Regions from separate parts of the Homo sapiens genome. Here regions 1 and 2 are each linked to region 3. A link is a loop called in an ENCODE intact Hi-C map of the cell type or tissue named here. Cell type or tissue: PC-3. All regions are shown on one strand. Links, peaks and the distances in the headings refer to the core of each region. The heading gives the core; the rest is flanking DNA.

Region 1 (8,167 bases), core at 1,442-6,441, 190 kb before region 3:
TGATGAAGATGATTTTCTGGCAAACACATATTTGTTTGCTGCACACAAATAATTGTCCCATAGAGAATTTTAAGACTTTGTGCATTTACAACTCCAAGTATCAGTTCTTTCACATCAAATGGAACTGGCCCAGAAAGTGACTGACACATGACTACTTTTTCATGGAGAGATGATCTTCTTGATTGCTCTATCCCAGAAAACCTTTCTTTCAAATCAATGGAATCCCTGATGAAAAATAAGCATTTGTTTCCATTCTGAAGCTACTTAAGGTGTGCATTCTACAAGTACCACTCATAACAAAATGCAGTTTTTAGTGAAGGTCTCTAAGTTATATTAGGGGACAGTATGTGGTCCGCCAGAAGATTATAGCACATAAATTAAACTAGAGCCAAAGACAGAAAAATGTAGCAAAAAAATAAAATAAAGTGTGCAGAATGTAAAAGCAAGGAAAGAGCAGAAAATTACAATGTTGGTAAATGCTTAGACTAAAGGTAAAATAAATATAGGAACTAGTTTATTCACTTGAAGATGAAGTACTCTTTTAAATCTCCCTGTTTTAAGTTAAAGCAGCTAGAAGAACGAGCAACAGTCTGGATGATTCTTGTATAAGAGGATATAATAAACACATAAGGAAAATAAGGTAGAAAAGTAAAATATGTAGTGTATCAGGATTTGCAGTGAGGTCAACAAAGTTTCATAAAAAGATCCTCATAGTGAGTATTGCGGCTCCCTAAAGGAATCTGAAAGCCTATATGACATCCATTAACCAGTAAGAGAAGGGGGAAAGGAATGGGGGGAAGGCAAAGAAAAAAATGCAGAATGTGGGGTGAATTAGTAAATTCAGAACTCAAAAGGTGGATAAATGAATAGGTGAATCTATCAATCAATTAGGTAGGCAACCAGTAAGACACTGATCTAGCCAGTTCTGACTGCAGAACTATTTTCAGCTTCCTGTATGGTAAGTAACTGGCAGTCAAAGGTAAACCCATATTTTCAGGGTATGCATGCAGCTAGTTATTGTGTTTGTTTTAACTGTTCACATTCAGTTAATAATTTATGCATTCTGTGACTAAGCTGTTTTTAAAAGTTTTTTTATTTGAAGGTAATAAGACATCTAATGTTGATTATGATAGAAAAAAATTCCAATTCAGAGGTGTAGTATGGGCAAAAGCCTAACTGTGGTGGGCTTAAAAGAGGGTAGGGAGGGAGAAATCAAAGACTTTGGTGTAGATAACTATTTTAAGGAGCTTGCTTTGAAATGAGCAGAGAACTAGGACGAATGAGGAAGAGGCTTTTATTTTTTTAAGTGGAAAAAAAAAGTATGCTTGGGGCCGGGCACGATGGCTCATGCCTGTAATCCCACGACTTTAGGAGGCTGAGGTGGGTGGATCACTTGCAGTCAGGAGTTCGAGTCCAGTCTGGCCAACATGGTGAAACCCTGTCTCTACTAAAAGTACAAAAATTGGCCGGTGTGGTGGTGCACACCTGTAGTCCCAGCACTCGGGAGGCTGAGGCAGGAGAATCACTTGTACCTGGGAGGCAGAGGTTGCAGTGAGCCGAGATGGCACCACTGCACTCCAGCCTGGTGACAGAGTGAGAATTTATCTAAAAAAAAAAAGAAAAAAGCCAGATGGATAACAAACTATAGAAATGATCCCTGAAAGTATATCCATCTGACAAAGAGCTACAAGGAACTTAAACAAATTTACAAGAAAAATACAAACAACCCCATCAAAAAGTGGGCAAAGGATATGAACAGACACTTTTCAAAAGAAGGCATTTATGCAGCCAACAAACATATGAAAAAAGCTCATCATCATTGGTCATTAGAGAAATGCAAATAAAAACCACAATGAGATACAATCTCATGCCAGTTAGAATGGCGATCATTAAAAAGTCTGGAAACAACAGATCTTGAAAAGGATGTGGAGAAACAGGAACGCTTTTACACTGTTGGTGGAAGTGTAAATTAGTCCAACCATTCTGGAAAACAGTGTGGTGATTCCTCAAGGATCTAGAACCAGAAATACCATTTGACCCAGCAATTCCATTACTGGGTATACACCCTAAGGATTATAAATCATTCTACTATAAAGACACATGCACATGTATGTTTATTGCAGCACTATTCACAATAGCAAAGACTTGGAACCAACCCAAATGCCCATCAATGATAGACTGGACAAAGAAAATGTGGCACATATATACCATGGAATACTATGCAGCCATAAAAAAGGATGAGTTCATGTCCTTTGCAGGGACGTGGATGAAGCTGGAAACTATCATTCTCAGCAAACTAACACAGGAACAGAAAACCAAACACCACATGTTCTCACTCATAAGTGGGAGTCGAACAATGAAAACACATGGACACAGGGAGGGGAACATCACACACTGGGGCCTGTTGGGGGTGAGGGGTTAGGGGAAAGATAACATTAGGGGAAATACCTAATGTAGATGACAGGTTGATGGGTGCAGCAAACCACCATGGCAGGTGTATACCTATGTAACAAACCTGCACGTTCTGCACATGTATCCCAGAACTTATAGTAATTTTTAAAAAGTATGCTTTATGCTGAAAGGAAGATGCAGTGCATTAGAGAGGAAGATATAATGCAGGAAGAGAAGGAGACAATTTCTAGAGGCATGGCATTGAGTAGGTAAGAGAGGTAGAGTTCTAAGGAGGAATGCCTGAGTGTATGTTAGGGTGGGAGCTTGTGAAGTCTTCTTGTCATTCTTGCTTTCTCCATAAAATAATAAGTGAGATCTTCAACTGAGAGTGAGGAATGAGGAGGAGGTATTGGAGATTTGAGGAAGGAGAAGACACAAAATTGCTATCTGGAAGAGTGCAAGAGAGAAAATGGGATAGGGATAGTGTGATTGACAGATGGCATTCCACTTCCACTTGAGGTTTGTGCTCATAAATTTAACATGAGACTCATGGTCCAATAGGACTGCAACCTTTTCCTTGTCTTCATTTAGGAGCATGGGTGCAAATGTGTAGTAGGCAGAGCATTGTAATTAGCCAGGTTTGAGATTTTTGTCAAGTGAGTATGATGAAGAAAGAAGGGGCGAGGAAGTTGGCCACGTATACAAGAGAGTGATTATAATCAACTGCCATGGACTCTAAACTGGGTAAAGTTAAGAGTGAACATGAATAGAATGAGGGAGGTGGAGAAACTGTAAGTTTGAGTGGATGAGGGAAGTTCAAGACTTGTTTGTGTTTGGGGAATAGAATCAGTGAGCAGGAAAGATAAGAGGTGATGGAGAATTAGATGCTGAAAATTAAGATCATGAAAGGGTTGCCAGTTTGGGTAATAACAAGGTGTAGAGGAGGGAATGTCTGAGATAGAAACAAGTTTACTGGAGGAGAGAAGGCTAATGATCTGAAGTACAGGGTGCTGGGAGGATTGTCTCTATAGGGATTGAAATCCTCCCCTCAAAAAGATAGTAGTACTGTTGGGAAAGTGACAGTGATCTAGAACTTTACTACTTGAAGAGTGGTCCAGCAGCTTCCATATTACTGGGTTCTTGTCAGATAAGCAGAATCTGAGGCTCCAATGCAGAACTACTGAGTCAGAATCTATAGTTCAGCAAGATCCCCCTAGACACTCATGTGTTCACTGAAGTTTGAGAAGCATTAGCCTAGAAACTAAATGTCTTTGTGAAATGAGGGGTAACCTAGGTTTAGAATGACTGTTACAAGGAGGAGTTGTGGATAGAGTCAATGACAGGAGACTCAAAGGGAAGAGGGATGGTGAATGGTTTGGAGACTGCAATGAGAAGCAAGGAGGCCAACCATCCCACCTCCAAGATGAGTGAAGAGAACAGCCACTAAGTAAAAGGACACAGAGGAGGCAGTGACCGCAAGAGGGAGCCTGGGTTTAATTTAGAACCAAGAACTGAACATCTGGAGGAAATATGGAGTATGAATCCTTGAAAACTCAAGAAAAGGGCAGTGGGTTCCAAAGGGCAAAGTGGAAGGAGTGCAGAGGCTGGGAATGTGTAGGAGAGAGGACCTCACGCTAGTTAAAGAGTATGGGAGTCTGGAGCTTACCACAGTGACTGACATAGCCATAAAGGACATAATGACTTCTTCCAGGTGGATAATGGTGGAGAATCTGAGTATTATGGGACAGAGAAATGTGGGTGTCTAAGGTTGGGGCGGGGTCCTCCCTCTTTACTTCTACTGAGGGAGGTTTGGAGACAAAAAAAAAAAAAGAAAAGAAACAGTTCAACTTCCTTCCACAGGGGAATTGGTGAATGACATTAAATTTATATATAATGAACATTACGGTTCAGTTAAAGGAATGAACCAGGATTGTTTTTCAACACAGCGCATAATGTTGAGTGAAAAAAGCAAGTTGCATAAAACAGGTTAGTTTTGAGACCAAAAATGCAGTTCGATAACACTTATGTAAAAAATTGAAATATAAAGAATAATAGTGAATATTAGTAATGAATATATGAGATATAATGAATACATACTCTTTTTTTAAAACCTGAAAGTGATATTCACTATTTTAGGAAATTGGTTACCTCTGGAAGAGAAACAAGGGGAAGGGGAAGATAGAGTTTTAGCTCTATTTGTAGGACTTTTTTTTTTTTTCCCCACCCCTCGAGACGGAGTCTCGCTCTGTCGCCCAGGCTGGAGTCCAGTGGCGTGATCTCAGGTCACTGCAAGCTCCGCCTCCAGGGTTAAAGCGATTCTCCTGCCTCAGCCTCCCAAGTAGCTGGGATTACAGGCACACGCTACCACACCCAGCTAATTTTTTTTTGTATTTTTAGTAGAGACAGGGTTTCACCGTGTTAGTCAAGCTGGTCTCAAACTCCTGACCTCGTGATCCACTTGCCTCAGCCTCCCAAAATACTGGGGTTACAGGCGTGATGTAGGGCTTTTTAAAAAATAAAAAGAGGGCTGGGCGCGGTGGCTCACACCTTTAATCCCAGCACTTTGGGAGGCCGAGGTGGGCGGATCACGAGGTCAGGAGATCGAGACTATCCTGGATAACACGGTGAAACCCCGTCTCTACTAAAAATACAAAAAAAATATTATCCGGGCGTGGTGGAGGGCGCCTGTAGTCCCAGCTACTCCAGAGGCTGAGTCAGGAGAATGGCGTGAACCCAGGAGGCGGAGCTTGCAGTGAGCCAAGATCGGGCCACAGGATTCCAGCCTGGGTGACAGAGCGAGACTTCGTCTCAAAATAAATAAATAAATAAATAAAATTTTAAAAAACAGATCTGAAACAAAAGTATAAAATATTAACATCTGTTCTTAGTGCACACATGAGTGTCTGTTATAATTATTTGAAGTGTTTTTCATTTTAAAATATTACACTAAAATGATAGATAATGAAGGAGGGATTATATTTTACCACTGGGCCTTGGAAGATAGACATTGAGGTTCTTTCAAAATAATGTCATGGCCATTTTATCCAGCTGCCGCTTCCTTAAGTTATAGCCATACAGCCCATCTCAATCCTACCATATTTGTCTCTCTTCCTCTCCTGCTTCAGAAGTGTTAAACAGGGTAAATGCTTCATATTTTCTTATGCAGAGCAATTTAGTTTTTAAGGTGTTCTGCCCTCTCCTTCCAAACTCTTCCTGGGACATATTATTTTGCAACTGTATGGTATTTTAGTATGTAAATGGTGTTTTGCCTTACCTAGACAGTTTCCTTCCTGAAAAGGGATTTGATGTCATTTGTTAAGTGGTAAGGGGAGGGGGAAGGTAATAACTATATAACCACAAAAAAATCACAAATACATATGTAAAAGCCAAATGTTCCATCCTTTGCAAACAAACATACTGAAACCACTTCTTCCGTCTCAATAGGGTGTGAGATTTTGAGCTTATTTTTGGTGATGGTGATGATAGAGTTGAGAAATATTTGGGAGACCTTTTGCTGGAACTAGTCATGGCCACGGGATTTACATTTTTTCTCAGTACAGCATCAAGGATGAAATACATGGGCTTATAAGTCAAAAACCAAAATCAAGTGAATTTATTCATCTGCCTTTGCAGGCATTCACACAGAGCACAGTTTATAAGCTGAAAGCCCCACATCTGCTGAACAAAATTCCCCCCTTTGCCTAGCTGAAACTGTCCTCCATGTATCAATCAATGGAAGAGCAAATGCCAGCCATTGAGATTTATCGACATGTCACAATGCAGAATCAATTACTTTAGTTTGAAAACATTTTTGTCTGTTTCATCACAACCCAATAATCAAATTTCTTTTATAAAACCTTTGAACTTTATTTAAACCCAAAATGTGAGCAGTATGACTGCCAAAATAACAAATGCAATTTTGAACTGCATTAATATGGTGTCCAGATCAAGGGGCAATGTCATATAGCAGTGTTTCTCAATTCTTTTGTCATTATCACTCTCTAAGGGGCCTATTTATACATGTCTTTATAATTATCACTTGCCCCATGAAATGTTTTGTGTATATGTCTGGGATTTATATTTTAAAAGTATGTTTTTTTGCCCACCAAGAACCAATTTTTACCCCCTTGGGAATGATAGCTCCCCTCTTGAGAATACATGCTGAATGGCAAGGCCTCCGATTATATTAAACTTACACATTGATTTTAGAACCTATCTTTATCCCCCTTCTTGTTTAATTCTCATGCAACACAAATAATTAATATATATTATAGAGCTTAATATTTAATCACAATGAAGTAATATTTCAGGCAAATAGAACCAATTGAGTATTTTCTATCCATGCTTCATTCATCACTGGTGATTTGATTATTACCTTAAAGACAGAATGTTTTAAATGTGCAGGTGTCTGTATATCAACTTTCTTTGTTTTGCATTCTTTAGTCAACATAGTGGTTCTCAAATTTTAATGAGCAGAAGAATTTCTGGACAGAATTATATACAATATCTTATGTAATCTCTATTATGAGTCAGTTAAGGGCTTTTTCAGAGGTAATTTTGGTTATTCTCAATTCTCACCTTCCAGCCTAATTTTAGAACCTAACAATTACATGATTCCACACAATTCTATACATTCTTCAGAACTTAGTGGAGCCTGGGTTCAGTTCTGAGCACTGGTTTTAAGAGAGACAATCACAAACTAAATTATGCTTTCCTAGAAGATCACAATCATAGCATGAAAAAAAAAAAAGATTGTATTAACTAGGGAACAGTTAGCCTGAGAAAAGAATGCTTAGGGAAGCCCTAATAACTGTCCTCAAATATTTGAATAACTAGCAAGAGGTATTAAACATTAGAGTGAACAAGTGAAAGATAGCGCAATATGCTTGCTACTTTGGCATAAGGATTATTAAGAAGCAGATATAAGAAAAGCTCTTGCCCTCATCAGAGACAGTGCTAGACCCTTCTCAGTCCAAAGGTGGGCACCAGAAAAATTTACATAACAAAACTTTGCTAACATTAGCCCTTACTTACCATTAGTTTCCCCCATATGTTTGCCTTCTCACAATTTGTTACCTCGACAAACTCAAAGTCCTTTTCCTTTGTCTTGTCACTTCCCTCAAAAAACTTGTATTGTGTTTTGTTAAGATGCTATATAAACCCAAGTTCTAACTACCCCTTTGAGTTGCTCATCACTGGGTGCTCCCACATATATGCACAATGCACATGCTAATAAACTTCTGTTTATTTTTTTCTTGTTAATCTGTCTTTTTGTTTTTGGATTTTGTTGTTGTTGTTGTTGTTGTTGTTGAGACAGAGTTTTGCTCCTGTTGCCCAGGCTGGAGTGCAATGGTGCGATCTTGGCTCACCACAACCTCCACCTCCCAGGTTCAAGCTATTCTCCTGCCTCAGCCTCCTGAGTAGCTGGTATTACAGGCATGCGCCACCATGCCCGGCTAATTTTGTATTTTTAATAGAGACGAAGTTTCTCCACTTTGGTCAGGCTGGTCTCAAACTCCCGACCTCAGGTCATCCGCCCGCCTCGGCCTCCCAAAGAACTGGGATTACAGGCGTGAGCCACCATGTCTGCCCTAATCTGTCTTTTAGTAGTATAACTTATAGGATACAGTCAATGAGCCTGAAATGGGTAGAAGAAAAACAGTTGTTCCTTCTCTACACTAGTTATGAGCTGACACTGGAGTAAGACCACCATGGTTTGAATCCTTTGGCCTTACGAAGGTTACATAACCAACTCATGCCTTAATTTCCTCATCTA
Region 2 (8,167 bases), core at 1,442-6,441, 300 kb before region 3:
GTCAATTACAACACAACAATTTTAGTACCAATAAAAGTTGGATCTAAACAGAGCAACATGCCAACACGAGCAAAATAATTTCTCATTGCCAAGAATAGAATAATATGTGGCTGAGAACTTTTTGGTTTGCCATGAACCATAAACATAGACTTCAAATGACAGAGGTCTGGACTCATTTATTTTTCTGATTATGAAACTGCCTTATTTAGTTGTGGTGAATTGAGTGGCCTATTGATCCTGGGGACATCAGAAAAAAATTCATCAAAAGCAAATTATGACAGATACATTCAGAGTAGGGGAAGGGAACAAATAGTAGAATAACCCTGAAAACACTTACTACATACATGTGGGAAATAACATACACTACAAATTGTTATTAGCTGATGAATGTGACTACACGTAAATGTAGATCTCGATACTGAAACCAGTTTGTTTGCAATTTGACAGAAGAAGATTATACTTCCCTAAAAGAAAAGTGAATTTTAGATATTTAAAAGATGGGTGGTTAAAACAAAATATTTTACTGATTAACAGGGAAATTCGTAAATTTCCTGAATTTACTGGGAAAGTTTTAATTTTAAATTCAATAATAATTAGCCATTTTATCTTTTTTAGTGAATATTATTTTTGTAAACCTTGAATCTGGCATTCTTCAAACCTGGCATTGGGCATCACCTGGATTTGAAAAAGCAGCAGCTAGTCTGTAGACAGGCCAGTTTCTACACTTACCACAACCTACTTAAAGCTTGTCAATCGGTGAAAATATCAACCTCTTACGAAGATGAATTTAGTTCGGAAAATTCTCTTTTAGTCATAGCAATGGTATTAAATCATCTAAACTGTTTCTAATTTATATTTAATCTCTAGGTTTTAAGGCATTCATTTACCATCAGAAGGGTTTAACTAATTCCTCTGTCTGTCCTTTACCCGTTACATGGCTTCATGACCTCTTCAGAAGCACATTGGCTTCACAAGTCCAGAGCCTATCAGAACCACCAACAATGCTGGGTTCCAAATGCAGTAGACACTAGAAACTGTTCCTAGAATAAATGAGGCATGGAGAAAAATGTAATAGGTTTGTTTCTTTGAATGTCCGCTGTGATAGCTTTTCAGACCAAACAATAGACCCTAAAGCTTTTATTCTAAACCAGGGTCTCTCAAACTCTGCACTATCTGCATTTTAATCCAGATTATTCTTTGTTGTCGGGGACTGCCTTCTATATAATAGAATGTTTTGCAACATCCGTGGCCTGTATTCACTAGGTGTCAGATACATCCACTGCCCTGAAGGGATGACAGCAAAAAATGTTTCTAGCTGTTGGCAAATGTCTGCTGGGGGAGCAAAATTTATCCCTATTTGAGACCCACTGGTCTCAAAGGTTTGGATGATAGTAGTGTTTAGAAATCAGGAGAGAATATTTTTAATCATACTGAGAGCATTTTTACCTATGGAATTATGTAATCTTTCTACAGCTACTTGGTTCAATTGATTAGAAATGAGAATAAGGTTAAGGCATTCTCCTTAAAATAACCTCAGCACTCTGTTAAATACATCTGATGCATTATTGCATTTAATCCTTGCAACAACTTTATGTAACCAACTTGCAAGATGAAGGGGAGATTTGAAAATAAAAAGTCTACCAAAGATCCAATGGCAATCCCCAAATTTAACACCAATTCTTCTTAACTAAAGTAGATACTCTTGATCACTTCATTACCCTTTTAAAAGCCCATTAGATAGACTCTGTTGCAGTTATAGACTACTCCCAATTCTAGATGCAATTCCTGGTCATAAGGGACCCTGATTAAGAGTATGGATGACTCAGCGTCAATGCATTCCCATTACAGGAAAAACATCTCAAGGGCTGTGATTTAGTGAAGGTGAGTCATTAGAGTCATAAAAAAAGAACAAAATCTGTATTTTACAGTGACACAAAATGAATCTCTACAATTATTCCATCTCAGATGACACTCTAGTTTATGGACCCTATCAGAAGGGTAACATTGGAAGAGAATTGTAGGATAACAGTGGGACTTTCTCCAAGAAAATGTGAAATAGAATCAAAAGGAAAGGGAGTGCTGTCACCTTCACATTTGACACTCATAGGCTGTGCTAAGGAAAGCATTTCTGGCATATTTTTAACCTTATTAAGGAAAGTGGACCCTGCTGGGTCACATGGACAAGTTTCCAATCCAATAAGAGTCAGAAATGCAAAAGAAAAATACCCTGGGAAAGTTTTCTCCTGCTTATATGTAGCAGAGACTATAGTGCATTCCCCTGTCCAGCCTATAATTAAGATGAAAGGCATGTGCCCCTCCAATTTGCCATCCAGTGGCATGGTTAACATTCCATCCTGGCTGCAGTGGCCTGATTTGTCTAATGCAACACATTTTTTCAGGAAAGAAAGAAAATAAAGTAAAACACACATTTTACTCTTAAGTGTTTCATAGGATGAGCTATTTCAGTTTCAACTATTTTTAACTCTGTTAAAAGAAAACATTTTTGAATTGAACGTTTCTTACAAGAACACAAATTTAAGGCTGCCTGTCTTAAAGTCTAGCTGTCTTGTTTGCTTAAGATGCTGCCTATTTTGTTGCTGCCATTGCCTGTGACGGGTCAGGCTAAAAAGGTTTGGACAGTGTGGTATGTGCTCAGAAGGCCAGATATTTTCCTCAGCCTCTTGGGGTATCAAAACTTGGCCAAAAAACCTTTGAGAAGAAGGCTGTTTGTGAAAACTCTAATACTTTTGAATTCCACCCAGACTGAAAATGGCATGAGAACAGTCTTTTTTCATAGAAAAGCCTCTCTTCCTACCTCTCCTTAAGCCCTTATAGCCCAAGCAGTCAAAAAATAATAAAGCATATCTGGACTGTGATCTTGATCTTAATCTACATAAACACATATAGAATTTTTTCAAAAATTTATATAAATTCTACACAACTATATATATGCACTCACAATTTACATATTTCTGGAATTTATACAGATACATATATTCATACAGCTATAAATGTCTGAATTCTGCTTTTGATCTTCTGGAAGGATTATCAGTGAATTGTCACTTATAATGTAACATTTTTTAATAGATTTCATTTCACTTACAGACTGATATTATTTGAAATATAATTATACCATAATTCCTCATGGTGATATGGAGTCAAAGCACACACTCATAGACCATTTTTTGTCTATAGAAATCACTTTTTGGAAGGTTCAGAAACTTATGGGTCTGACAAAATTAAGTCATTTCCATGGTAGCCACATTTTATCACCCCAAGGAGAATTCACATCAATGAATAGGTGAATCATTTCAAATCTTCCCAGCTGAAAAATTCAGACCAAAGTTTTAAAGTTTGGACTCTCATAGAAGGTGTGGAATAAATAGATGAATCTGCCTCATGCATGTTAATATCTTTCTTACTAATTGCAGGCCCAGTAAGACATCTTGCAGATGTATCCAATCCTGCACCTAAACTTAATGCCTACGGCCTTTTTACCAAGCAAACCCCTATTTTTTTTTGTTCAGGTCAATATACAAAAGGCAACGAGTTTCCTAGCACCACCCAGTCAGCTAGTCATTCGGCTACATTTTAGCCTCTCTTTAAAAGTTCTCTCCTGCCAGCTCACCCCACTCAGCTCACCCCTGAATGAGTCATGAGGCTTTTGATCACTCACGTCGTCTAAGGTTCTGCAAAGCCTGTGGTTCTGTGGTCCTGCTCAAAGACCACCAAACAGAATTACTCTGCCATGAGTTGCTACGAGTTCCCAGACCCAATTCTTCCAAAGATGTATTCAGTGGCTGTTCATTAATCAGTGTTCTTACTGCTCAATCCTACCTCTTTATAATTCTGACCGGTGAAATATAAAACAGGAAGAGAGAAAGGATTTATTTCACATCAAGATATGTTTTATAAATGCAACATATTATTCCCAAAATGACTACAGTCCTGATACAGGTGGGGTCAGCTTTTAAAAGTTAATTGTGTGAGAAATAACAGAGCGTAAAAGAAAATATGAGAAAGTTATCCATTCCTTTTAGAGATCAGTACACTAGAACAGTTATTTGTCAAGGCAGTTATTAAGCGTGAGCTATTGCTGAGGAAAGGAAAGAAGTTATACCTTGCCTAATGGTTAACATTAGTCAGGGTTAGTACTGGGACAGTAGAGGGGCTCAGACTAATGCAATAAACAATAAGCAACAAGGAAACTTGTTCTGAAATCCAGTAAATCCCTTCTGTACATGGTATGCACTACTGCTCCTACTGGCTCTACCACAAACTACTGGAAGAGAATTCTTTTTTATTTAGGTGTATCGCTTCTAAAGTATGCAAAGTTGTTAACTTACAAGAGGCAATTGATGTTCTCACTGGCTCATGTAGATAAGATTCAAACTCAGAAAGATTTCTATTAAGATGAATGGTGTCTATGCTGGTTTAATTCCAGCATAGCAAACTGCTTTTATGCAACTGGACTGGGATGGTCTGTCTTAGAATTCTTACCCCCAACCTCCTTGGAGCGTACAGCCAACCAACCACAGTAAAAGTACAATTGCAATAGGAATGAGAAGAAAGATGATCAACGATCAAAGAGAGGACCTCCTAATGCTTCAGAGAACAGACCTTCCTCTAAGTATTCCATCAGTGGCCAAACCCTCCTCTTGGCAGGAATGTTAGAGAGGACACCAGAACAATTGATGGTGCTTGTATGAGATAAACTTTAAGATTTCTTTCAACCTTGCAATGTTATGAAATGGCCTTATTCCAAATGACTGTTCCACTTTAGGAGAAAATTATGGTCTCTGAATTAATTCAAAAGAAATTTCCAAAAGTGTGCCAGGCTCAGCTGGATGTTATTAAAAAAAATAAAGAGAGGAATCTGCCTTGAAATGTCATTTGACCAACTCATCATTATCATCATCATCATTACATTATTGTTACCACCACAACTATAAAAGTGAAGGGTCTCAGAATTTTCCTCACTTTTCCATCTGTTTCTCTGAAATTCATTTTGCTATAATCTACCTGCTTAATATTAGAATTTATTTTCACTGTTGAAATAAAAATTAACCAGGCTGAAGAAGTTGATAGCATTTAGAGATGTTGAGTTTTGGAGCAGGAAATCCAGAACAAACAAACAGCAAAAAATCCAAACAAAGATAATTAAAAGCTGATTTTCCTCAGTAGAAAATGCCATTGACTTTTATTCTGATGCTGGAAACACACAAGGCAAATTTTTCCACACTGTATACCACTGTACTTGCAATATTGTCTGAAGAAAAGAGACACTGGAGAGTTGGCAGAACAAAGAAATGAAAATACAAATAGGAACCACCTCTGGAATGTGACTATCGTGAAAATTAGAGGACATTCATTGCTGTATATTGTTTATACTTGTTGCTGTTTATTGTCTCACTGGAATACAAGGATGACAACCCAGTTATCACAGTTTTGTGCCTAGCAGTGTGTACAACTCTTAGCACAGAGCAAGTGTATTGCAGGTAAGATGTGCTTGTCAAGGAGCAAAGAGACATTGGTGTTTGTCCTCAGAATGGCTGAATATATTTTGAAACAGGCAAGACTTTTGATGAAACTAGAGATTTTTTTAAAAGGGGGGATAAATGAGGTTACCAAAAGAAGTATAAAAAAGCAAGAAGTTCAAGCAACCAAAGGAGTTCTAAGAGCAAGATGAATTTAAAATAGGTCATTCCAACCTGGGACAAGACCCATCAGAGATGGCAGTTAGTAATTTGGGGGAGGGGAGAGACATGGGGGTGGAGTTGGCGTGGAGGATGAAATTTACCCAGGGCATGCCAAGATGAGGTTGCTACCAGATATCTGTCCACAGAAGCTCAGTGCCAGGAAAGAGAATGCCTGTCAGAGTCTGGGAACCAGGAGAAAGGCACAGAGCCTGGAAAGTAGGTCATACCATGACTCAGGCTGGAGGGGCTGAGTGGAAGATCAGCTATGGAATGAGCAAAGGTGGAGGACCAGAGAGTCAGGAAGGAAACATGGTGTTGGTGGACCTGCATGAGCAAAATCGGGACCTCACTCTCCACCTGCCACCAGTGCTCAGTGCTGCTGTTTCTCTACCAGCCAGAGTCTGAGCAGACCCTCAGTTGAATGCATTTTGTATGATTTCACCAAATAGACATATGACCACAATTATCTGAAATGTTTCATATGCTGTGTTCATTATTCATTGAACAAATAGACATTGAGTTCCCACTATGTGCTCAGAACTGTGCTGGGTGCTGAGACCACAGAAAGGAGAAAATCCTGGCTTTGATCCACCTAGTAATGCCTGTACACGTAAATCAGTCTGTAAACAGCAAGCTGTGGAGAAAACTGTCTTGTAAATATTTTTAAAGGTTGCTTTTATTAATTGCTCAAGAACTAGTCAAATAATTTAGGAGATGAGTTCAGCAGTGAATTTAGCAGCTTAGAAGTAGCAGAACTCAATAAAATGCAAAACATCACATGATCTATAGAAACCAGGGGGTGAAAAGCCGTAGGAGCAAAATCATTCCTCCATTATTTGGGAGGGAAAAAAGAGAATGAAAGAAACCCGACCTTAGCCGGTGGAAGCTGGAAAGTGACATCTTCTTTACTGAGTCATTTAAATAAGGGATAGATGAAGCTAGAAGCTGTTCAGGTTTTGTAATTATTCATCCATAATGACAGACTTTAGTCAAGTGAAAAATTGTTAAGAGCATCATTTAGAGCTAAGCAGAGGATTAAGTACCATCATTATTGGTTCATCTATGATTTTGAAGGCAGGACAAGGTAGTGGTCAGGAACACAGACTTGGGAGAGAGGCTGCCTGGATGTACACCCTCATTTCATCTGTTCACTAGTTTTAGAACCTGGGCAAGTGCCTTTAATTCTTTATAACTTTCTCATCCATTAAAGGTAAATGGTAATAGACTCCACCTCTCATAACTGTTGGAAGGATTAAATAGATTAATGTATGTAAAGTGCTTAGGATACTCTTTGTCATGTGTTTAATACTTCAAAGTGTAGCTATTACTGTGTATTGGGTACCCTATGAGCTGGGAACATAACTAAGTACCCTGGGAGCATAACTATGAACAAGGAAGTCACAGTCTTTGTCAAGAAGCTCACATTCTAGTGCAGACAGACAAACAAATAGATAAACAGTTACACCCTATAATAATTGACAGGAAGTATGAGCAGGGATAAAGGAGAGCAGAAGAGGCTATATAATTCTCTAGGGAAGTCAGGGAAGGTCTCTGAGGGGGTTATGTGTGCCTTGAAACTGAAGGATGCGAAGACAACACTGAGAACAGGGGAAAGTGGAGTGTTTGGTTTAAAGGAATGAGCTTGGTGGGTTCTGAGAGTTGATGGAAGGTTGAGAGTGACTGGTGTACATGAGTGAAGGGAAGACAGGGCTGTGCTGCCAAGATCCTCCCAGAGCTGGGAGACACATTTGGAACCTTTGAAGTTTGATGTGTCATAATGAAGGGTGCAGTAGGTTTCTAATCCAACACCACAGTTTTCAGTCCTGCATCCAATCACTCAGGAAGTCTGACTGCCACCACCTGAACTCAGGGCTACCCCTTGCCTAGAAACCTTCTGGAATATTTCCCTTGACCCACATGCTTGTTCCCTTCCAAGGAGACAAGTCTACACACAACAGCAAGAAGGACTTTTAAAAACGCAAATCACTCCTATTTAAAACCCTCCAGTGGCTTCCCATCTCACTAATAGTAAAAAAACAAAAAAATGCGAACTCCTTCCCATGGTATTTAAGGCACCACAGGATCTGGTCGTTGCTTACCTCTCCTAAATCTTCCCTCACACTCTTCCTCTCACTTACTAAAGCTCAGCCACATTCCGTTGCCTGCAAAGTGAAAGCTCATGTCAAGTCTATTATACTTTGCTGTACCTGCTGCCTGAAATATAATTCTCCTAGATATTGTGCACGGCTTGCACTTTCTCATTAATGTCCATTGTTAAGTGTAATCGCCTAACCACTGAGCCCCAAGTGACCTCCCACCCCTACCGCCCAGTCACTCTCTACACTGTACATTGATATTTTTCCTTCATTGAACTTACAACTAACTGAGACAATCTTGTTTAACTAATTATCTTTTATCAGACAACCCCTATTAGAATGTAAGCTCCAAGAGAGATAGTGCTTTATATG
Region 3 (8,167 bases), core at 1,944-6,943:
ATCTTAACCAAGTTACTTAAAAGCCTCTTATTCAGTAAATACTCTTTTTAAAAAATTATATTTGCCTTCATGACTATTAATCCATTCCTTCATAGAGAGACTTATCTCTACTGCTTACACACTGGATTCTTATGTCTTAATAGGAAAACCTTTAGGCAGGCTAACCACATCTTAACCAATATTATTGGGGATAATAAGCTTGAAAAGAGAAAAATGATTTCGCAGTCACATGGCTGTGAGGAGCATGGACTATTTTCTCCTCCAGGGTATTTAATTTAAAGCTGATGCAGCATCAGAGCTGCCAGTCCAATTGTCAGTGTCAGAACACGTCGTTATCAACAACACCCAGGTTAGAGTGAGAAAAGCAAGAGGCGCCACAGGCCTCACGCTCACTTCAGCCGCTCCCAACATCTCCTTGGAATGGAGAGGCGGTTCACGCAAGGTGACAGGGATGGCCCTGGAGCTGCTTGGCACAGGCCAACTTCACTTAACGAGTGTTCAGAATCACACTCAGCATGGAGAAATTCACCCTGACCCTGGATGCCTGCCCCCTGGCATACACTCACTTACATTTTTACTCAATTACTATTTCTAAGAACAGAGACAAAAAAAAAAAAAAATGCAGAGCCCCACTGCTCAGCAGCCTTGCAGGGAAGGTCTGAAAGGGGTCTGCAGGGTTTTTCCAGAGCCTGCGAGCTAGGCAAGGTGGAAGAGCCTCCCACTGTTATGGGAATCTATGTGGAGCTTGCGCCCCATCTCCCCTTCCACACCCTCAGACACTCCTGATTTTCCCTGACTCGCTGAGGAGCAGGGTGGGTTTCCAATGCTTTTTCACCAAAGGAAGACAGAAGCTCGCAGCAATTAAGTGACCGAAAATAACCCCAAGTGAGGAGTGTCTGAGAAGAAAAACCGCCCGAAGAACCAGGGTAGGCCTCTCACTTTGTTTACTATGGGAGGAAAAGATGAAAAGGAAATTAATCCCAAGTAGTAGGCAAGAAAGTTACAAAATTAACAGGACAGGATTCCAAAGGAAAAGCCAAAAAAGGGGGGAAAAGTTTGGGGTCTCTGTGGTATGGTGGCATCTGGGCCAGACCTGAATTCAGATTTTGGCTCTGTCACCAGCCAGCTCTGTGACCAAGGACAAGGTGTTTACCTCTCCAAACCACGATTTCCTAAAAAATGGGGATCGTCATTCTGGCCCTCCCTGACCAACCAATGTGGGGAAAATTAGGATGATGTGTCTTAAGTACCAGGGACATAGGGGGTATTCAACAAATGTTTTCTTTCTCTCATTCCCTCCCGTTTTCCTTTCCAAATAGCCAGTTAGCTAGGGGGAAAAAATCAGATGTTTAACTCCTTGGTTGAGCTAGTGAAATAAAATTAGAATTTAGAGTATAAAAACAAAACGTAATGACTCACAAACGGGAGCTTTAAAGGCATGATTAAACTTTTCACTCTTTTTATTCACATTGCAGCTTGTAGCCACTTTGAGGCTCTCTGTACTAAAATCAACGTATATTCTCAACAGAATGAGTTCTTTTTGAGGAAACCCCAGCTTAGGCCACTGTAAATAAACTATACTGATTTCTAACCAACAATGTGTAGGCATGATACATTGCAGAATAGGGTATCCAGTGACCTAGGCTTTTCCTAGGATAATAAAAACATTTCTTTTGTCTCTAGCCGGGACCTCCACCCACACTTAGAATCAACATAATCCAAACCTTCTCAGGGCCTCAAAAATATGCAGTGAACCAATGCCAGGATTGCAAGTCTGTTTCCTTTTTTCCTGAGCATGGTTCAGGGATAACTTTAGCCACTGAATTCCTTGAGCGTCAGGATCACCCAAGCTCTATTCTTTGTTGTGGACTCATCGTCCAGCATATAGTAAGCATTCAATAAATGGCTGAATTAATCAGTGTTCCCAATAAGAAAGGGTTGAGGACTTCTGGCTTTTGTACCCCTCAGCCTAACACCTGGTGCTGGCTCTGAGGAGCTTGCACCTGCTCCGAGGGTCAGGGCTAAGTGGTTTGAGCAAGTGGCAAGCTCACAGGTCCAGTTGGCTGAGGGCCTGACCCATGACGATCCATTTCCTTAAGCAAACGAGACATGTCAATACAAAGGTCACAAATAATCAGCAGCATAACTCCCCGACAGGTCTCCCTCTAGAGCAGGGGCGTCCAATCTTTCAGCTTCCCTGGGCCTCACTGGAAAAACAAGAATTGTCTTGGGCCACACATAAAATAGACTAACACTAACGATAGCTGATAAGCTTTAAAAATATTGCAAAAAAAAATCTCATAATTTTTTAAGAAAATTTACAAATTTACATTGGGCCGCATTCAAGGCCATCCTGGACTGCATGCAGGCCGAGGGTTGGACAAGCTTGCTCTAGAACCTTAAAGGAGAGAAAATCTCCTTTCACTTTGGTTCAGGACAAGAAACATTAATTGAGCAACTACTATGTGTCAAGAACAAGAACATAGATACAAATAAAGATATAAAAAGGAACATTCCCTTGACATTCAGGCCATGCTGTCCAACCCTCCAGAGAGTGGCCTCCATGGGGATCAGGAAAGGTGTATGTCAAATCACTCTGTGACCCCTAAAACACATATCTCATCCCCACAAGTCATTCTTTTACATGCTGCAATATAGTCATTGCATTACTTCAAAGCTATTCATCAGTTTTTCTCATGTAAACTCTTACTAAAAAAAATTCTAGGCACCTTTGTGATCGCTCAGGTACAAGGCTGCATTTCAGAATCTCATCTTGCCTCTGGCAAGTTCCCCACAGGAGACAAACACTAAAGATGGATTTGATATAACTATGTCAAACGAGGAATAAAGCAGACAAGTGTACTCACCAAGGTACCCACAGAGCACCTGGGACTGTCTGGAGCACAAGCTGCCCACTGAGCCAGAGGGTGTTGTAACAACTGGGCAGACAGCTAGGAGTTTTAAAAAGCACAGTCATTAGCTATTTTACTGAAGAGATGCCTGGCACAGAACTATACAAAGATTCAAAGTAGAAGAGGGACTCATTGAATGTTCTTATCATTTCCCCAGAAATAAGGTCCCTGCTACCTGGGGCCAGGGGATTAGACACTGAGGATCTAAGGAGGATTCCAGATTTTAGTCCCAGATCTTCTGGCATCCCTTAACCAGCAGTCAGACTCCTGAATTCAGTTTTCCCTTTAGCACGTTCTAATGTTAAAATAACAGAGTACAATTTACATACTGAAACGGTAAAATAAATACCTTGATTTATATTAAAGATGAATAAGAAAGGCTTTGACCTCCTTTGACAAAAGACAGTCTACCGATTAAGAATAAAACTTTGGTTTTCATTTGGCTGGCCTAGATTTCAGTGTTCTTAAAACCACCTGTCATCATTTCTAACCCGCATGTGAAAACTCCTTCTTGAATGAGTCAAAAATACAAGTGAATATTGGTTTGGGGCTACTTACCTACAGTTTAAAAAGCTAGAGCTCTCTGAAATGGACTAAACGCATCTTCCACAATAGTTATTACATCTGGAAAATTTGAACTTCACTTTCTTTAAAGTAACAGCAACCCAATTTGTATTTTGCCCACCATATTCTTAGAAAAGAAAGCACACCCCCTCCCCCACAAAATATCTCAAATTGAAGAGGAAATATTGCTGAGTGTTCAAAACTTTTTCCATTGGTGGTAAGGTCAATAAAAATATAGAATTTTTGCAGAAGAAGATGTTAATTCAAACCCCTGTTCTGTCACTGATTTCCTGTGAATCCATGGAGAAGTCTGTAAGATGAGGCAGACGTAACCCTGCCTCTGAGGGTTTTTATAAAATTGAAATGAGATGATATATTTAAAACAGACTGACAGACAAAAGGTGGTCAAGGAATATGAGCAGTTGTCTAACTTGTGTGACAAAAGAAGCCCTGACTGCCTATTAGGGCCTGGCATGAATATCATTCTTTCCTGGCTCCTTTCATACACTGGGAGTCCATGCACCTTCCATGTTTATAGAGCACGTCTTCTAGAAGTAACACTGCCACTATTCAGACCTGACTTGAAAACTTCTTTCAACACAAGACAAAGGCTTTGTGGACTCTTCTCTTGATTTATTTTTTATTTTTGCCATATGTGTGCCTCTTATCACTTGATTTTTAAATGGATAACAAAGACTTTTTCCATACTCTGGAACTTACCATGTCCAATATTCAGCCCACTATCAAGATCCCAGTGGCAGATTTTTCACAAATGTGTGGATTACACCTTCTAGGCGGAACACTCTTTAACTGAGATATGGGGCTCTGACTGGCCAGTGTGGCATGGAAGACGAAGACCCAACAGCGGGGATTCTATAAGCACATACTGCTATCATGTTGCCACCATATGCTGCTTCCAGCTGACATCTGCTCACATATGTTCCCACCAATAAGAAACCATGCTGTTTATTTTTAGAGGCTTCTCCACAGTCTTACAGGAAGAAAATTCCCTCAAATAACCAGTCAGCAAAGACAGGAAGCTACACTGGATATAAACGGTTTGTCACAAGATTAACAAGTCAGACAAAGTTTTCTCATTCGTATCTGACCTTTAAAAAGAGATGCTGAAAGTTATCTTAAATAAAAATCTCAAAGAATACAACCAGAGAAAGGTAGAATATGCAGAGTAAGTCACTTGGTTAGCAATACTTTTTCTTCAAACTATGGCCCTATGCATTTCTTGGGGGGATTTAAGTGCTTTTCCTGGGAAACAGCACCTTCTTCAGGCCAGTGTACGCCGTGGTGCAGAAGAGGGACAATTCTATTAAACAGAATTCAGATCCCAAGGTCACCCAGGTCATAGGAAGTCTGTGTGGGAATAAGATGAGGTAATTATTGTCACTTGCAATTTCCAGCCTGCAGTTCTCAAGTATGCACCTTTGGTTTACTTTCACTCTGCTATAAAACAGCATTAAAATCCCTTCTTTTCTTTCCTTTCTTTCTTTTTTGTTTTTAAGTAAGGCAGGAGGACAGGGAGCTCTGGTGCTGATCCAATGCCTTAGAAGTTAAGACCATGAATGAGATAGAGATGTAAGGATGCTAATGATTGTTCAGTCTACAGAAAGCAAACCTTAGTTTTAAAATAATCAGTTTTCAGGCCGGGCGCGGTGGCTCACGCCTATAATCCCAACACTTTGGGAGGCCGAGGCAGGCAGACCACGAGGTCAGGAGTTTGAGACCAGCCTGGCCAATATGGTGAAACTCCGTCTCTACTAAAAATACAAAAATGAACTGGGTGTGGTGCCACGTGCCTGTAGTCCCAGTTACTCAGGAGACTAAGGTAGAAGAATCGCTTGAACCCAGGAGGCGGAGGTTGCAGTAAACTGAGATCACACCACTGCACTCCAGCCTGGGTGACACAGTGAGACTCTGTCTCAGAAAAAGGAAAAAAAATCAGTTTTCAATCATCTACATCATTGAAGCAGCACTGAGGTATGGATACACTCTGTTTAGAACAGTGAGGCTTTGGATATATGCGAAAAGGCTTTGTAACAAAGAAATGTAAAGAATTCTCAAAATCTGAGGCATTTATAGTCTTACAAACATAACTTTTTTTATTTTAAATTTTATTTTATTTTATTTTAAGTTCCGGGATACATGTGCAGGATGTGCAGGTTTGTGACACAGGTAAACGTGTGCCATGGTGGTTTGCTGCACCTATCAACCCCATCACCTAGGTATCAAGCCCTGCATGCATTAGCAATGAATCCTGATGCTCTCCCTACCCCATCCCCACTGACAGACCCCAGTGTGTGTTGTTCCCCTCACTACGTGCATGTGAGAAACCTGATATTTTTAGAAGAACGCAGGCACTCACTAATTTATGATGGGGGACTATGGGTAACACAAGTCATAAAATAGAAACAGTCCTAGAATTAAAACTTCGCATGGGTAATTTACAAAGTAATTAAATGACTAGGAAGTTAATTAACTGTAACAATGTTGGGGTTTATTTTTGCCTGCAATGACACAGCTAAGAAATAAAGCAACAAAACAAAAATACACAGTGTTTCCAGAGTATGTTTCTGAACTATCTGCACAAGGATCACCTGGCCGCCTTATCAAGATGCAGGTTTCTGGAGCCCATCTTAAAACGAACTGAATTATAATCTGAATTGGAGTGGCTGACAAAGGCTTGGGAATCTACATTTATAAAGGTACATCAGTAATTATTTTGCATGGTAAAATTTGAGAACCCTGGTACAGGTTATTATGCCTTACAGGTTAGCAAGGCCTTTTACAGAACCTCATTTGACCTCAAAACAATCCAATCAGGTGAATCAAGGAAAAATTATTCCCTCATAAGGGCTATTTGTTCTGAGTAGGTAGTGGTTTTGTCTACTGTGAGGGTCTATAGGATAGAGATAAAGCCATTCTTACTGCAATGATATCTTAAGTAAAATTAGATGTCTTACAAATGTACAACTAAACTCCCTATCAAATAAGCTCCTGCCCTAATCCCTCCAGCCTCTCCACACAAACAAACAATGCATCTCTCTTGTGATATAGCAACTCTGTAAGTGGGTACAATCATTCCTCCCAACACTGAACTACAATGAGTTTCTACTCTTCTTAGAGAATTCTCAGCAAGAAAGGGAAAACTGATCCAAATGTATAACAATTCAGGGTCAGCTTAGATCAAGACCCTCTTTCTATAATCTGAGTACTTGTGACAAACAGTTAATAAAATTAGACATGACTTTACACACATAGTTTCATTATTGATGGTGATATTTTCTGACAGTGGAATTCTTCTGAAATACCTCTCTCTCCAGGACAAACTAGCACCGGTCACCTCATTCTACGTAGAAGAAAAGTGTAAGTTTAGTAGGTGGAATCATGGCAGTTCAGGACTTAGTTTAGAGATCCGATCAGTGATTTTAGTTAACACACATAATAACCTAAGGCTTAATACTATGAAGAGATACAAATGAGTGACTAAATTACTATCCAAAACAACTTAATGTTTTAAAAATGCCTCAAGATATCTCAGACAGAAAACAGTGAAGACAGGTACAAGAAACCCAGGGTGGTGAAGTTTAACAGATCCATCTGAAGGTGGAACCTCCTGCTTCAGAGCCTGAGGTCATGGCTATTATTCAGCTTTGCTTCTGCTTGGCTACTTCCAGGTAGGAGTCAGAGGTTTGGTGCACTCCTTCCTCTGTCTCCCTCTCGTTAACCTGCAGAGCCCAAAATGCCAAGGATGAACTTGAATGTAGAAACATTTTCCCCACAGAAAGCCCTGACTGACCTCTGGGGGGACCGTTCCTTGACCAAACCACCCATCCTTTGCACAGAAAAGTCCTCCATCTGTGATTGTTTCTTTATCTGTCTAAAGTAGAATCAGAATAAGTCATTCACACTTTTCTGGAGTTTCTAAGCCAGCAGTTTTATTACAAGAGTTCACTGCTGGGTGCGGTGGCTCACGACTGTAATCCCAGCACTTTGGGAGGCCAAGGCAGGCAGATCATGAGGTCAGGAGACTGAGACCATCCTGGCTAACACGGTGAAACCCCGTCTCTACTAAAAAAAATTAGCTGGGCATGGTGGGGGGTGCCTGTAGTCCCAGCTACTCGGGAGGCTGAGGCAGAAGAATGGCATGAACCCCGGAGGCAGAGCTTGCAGTGAGCTGAAATCGCACCACTGCACTCCAGCCTAGGTGACGGAGCGAGACTCTGTCTCAAAAAAAAAAAAAAAAAAGAGTTCACTATAAAGGAAGTAGAAACAACTGCAGTCATATTGCCATAAGATGTCAAAGCAAAAGTGAAAATAAGTGAAAATGAGATTAAGCCAATAGATAGGGGAATAAATGATCATATTTTAAAAAAATCAAAATAGAAGAAATGACAAAGTTACTGCTACATCTGGTGTAAACAGAAAAATCCCTGATAAACTTGGTCTAAGAAGCACTGACATTACCAACACTGAAATGAATCCAAAACTTTAAAATTAAATTATATTTCTCAGAAAATTCCCATCTATGTTTTGGCAACAATAAATATTTTAGAGCTCTGAAAATCCACTAAAAAGTACACAGTCATCTTTTTCAGATGGAGAGATTTGCAAAGACCAGTGGACTTGCGGTCATTTCAGTGTCTTTCTCAAAACCAAATTTTGCATTCTTGCTTACA

Evidence for each region. A loop is a pair of places that touch in the nucleus more often than their neighbours do. Peaks named below come from ENCODE experiments on the same cell type or tissue, not always from the same donor. Only the 100,000 strongest peaks of a DNase experiment are listed, where the experiment ranks them.
Region 1: it touches region 3 in a loop (7-fold over the local background); 6 of 110 quality-filtered maps call a loop at or near these places.
Region 2: it touches region 3 in a loop (2.9-fold over the local background); 4 of 110 quality-filtered maps call a loop at or near these places.

The regions. Positions count from the first base shown.
Region 1 is chr1:218,549,114-218,557,280 of GRCh38, reverse strand. No RefSeq gene overlaps it. Among named protein-coding and RNA genes, the nearest start is that of LINC02869, 43 kb to the right of the region's middle. In PC-3, for the core only: CTCF peaks have their summits at 3,669 and 3,869 (motif pointing right); a DNase peak (open chromatin) is centred at 3,870.
Region 2 is chr1:218,654,579-218,662,745 of GRCh38, reverse strand. No RefSeq gene overlaps it. Among named protein-coding and RNA genes, the nearest start is that of LINC02869, 150 kb to the right of the region's middle. In PC-3, for the core only: a CTCF peak has its summit at 4,170; DNase peaks (open chromatin) are centred at 1,845, 3,645, 5,915 and 6,245; H3K4me3 peaks cover 441 bases; H3K27ac peaks cover 4,735 bases.
Region 3 is chr1:218,358,118-218,366,284 of GRCh38, reverse strand. All of the region lies in intron 1 of TGFB2 (transforming growth factor beta 2), which reads right to left. Among named protein-coding and RNA genes, the nearest start is that of TGFB2-AS1, 17 kb to the right of the region's middle. In PC-3, for the core only: a CTCF peak has its summit at 4,741; a DNase peak (open chromatin) is centred at 4,754; H3K27ac peaks cover 1,010 bases.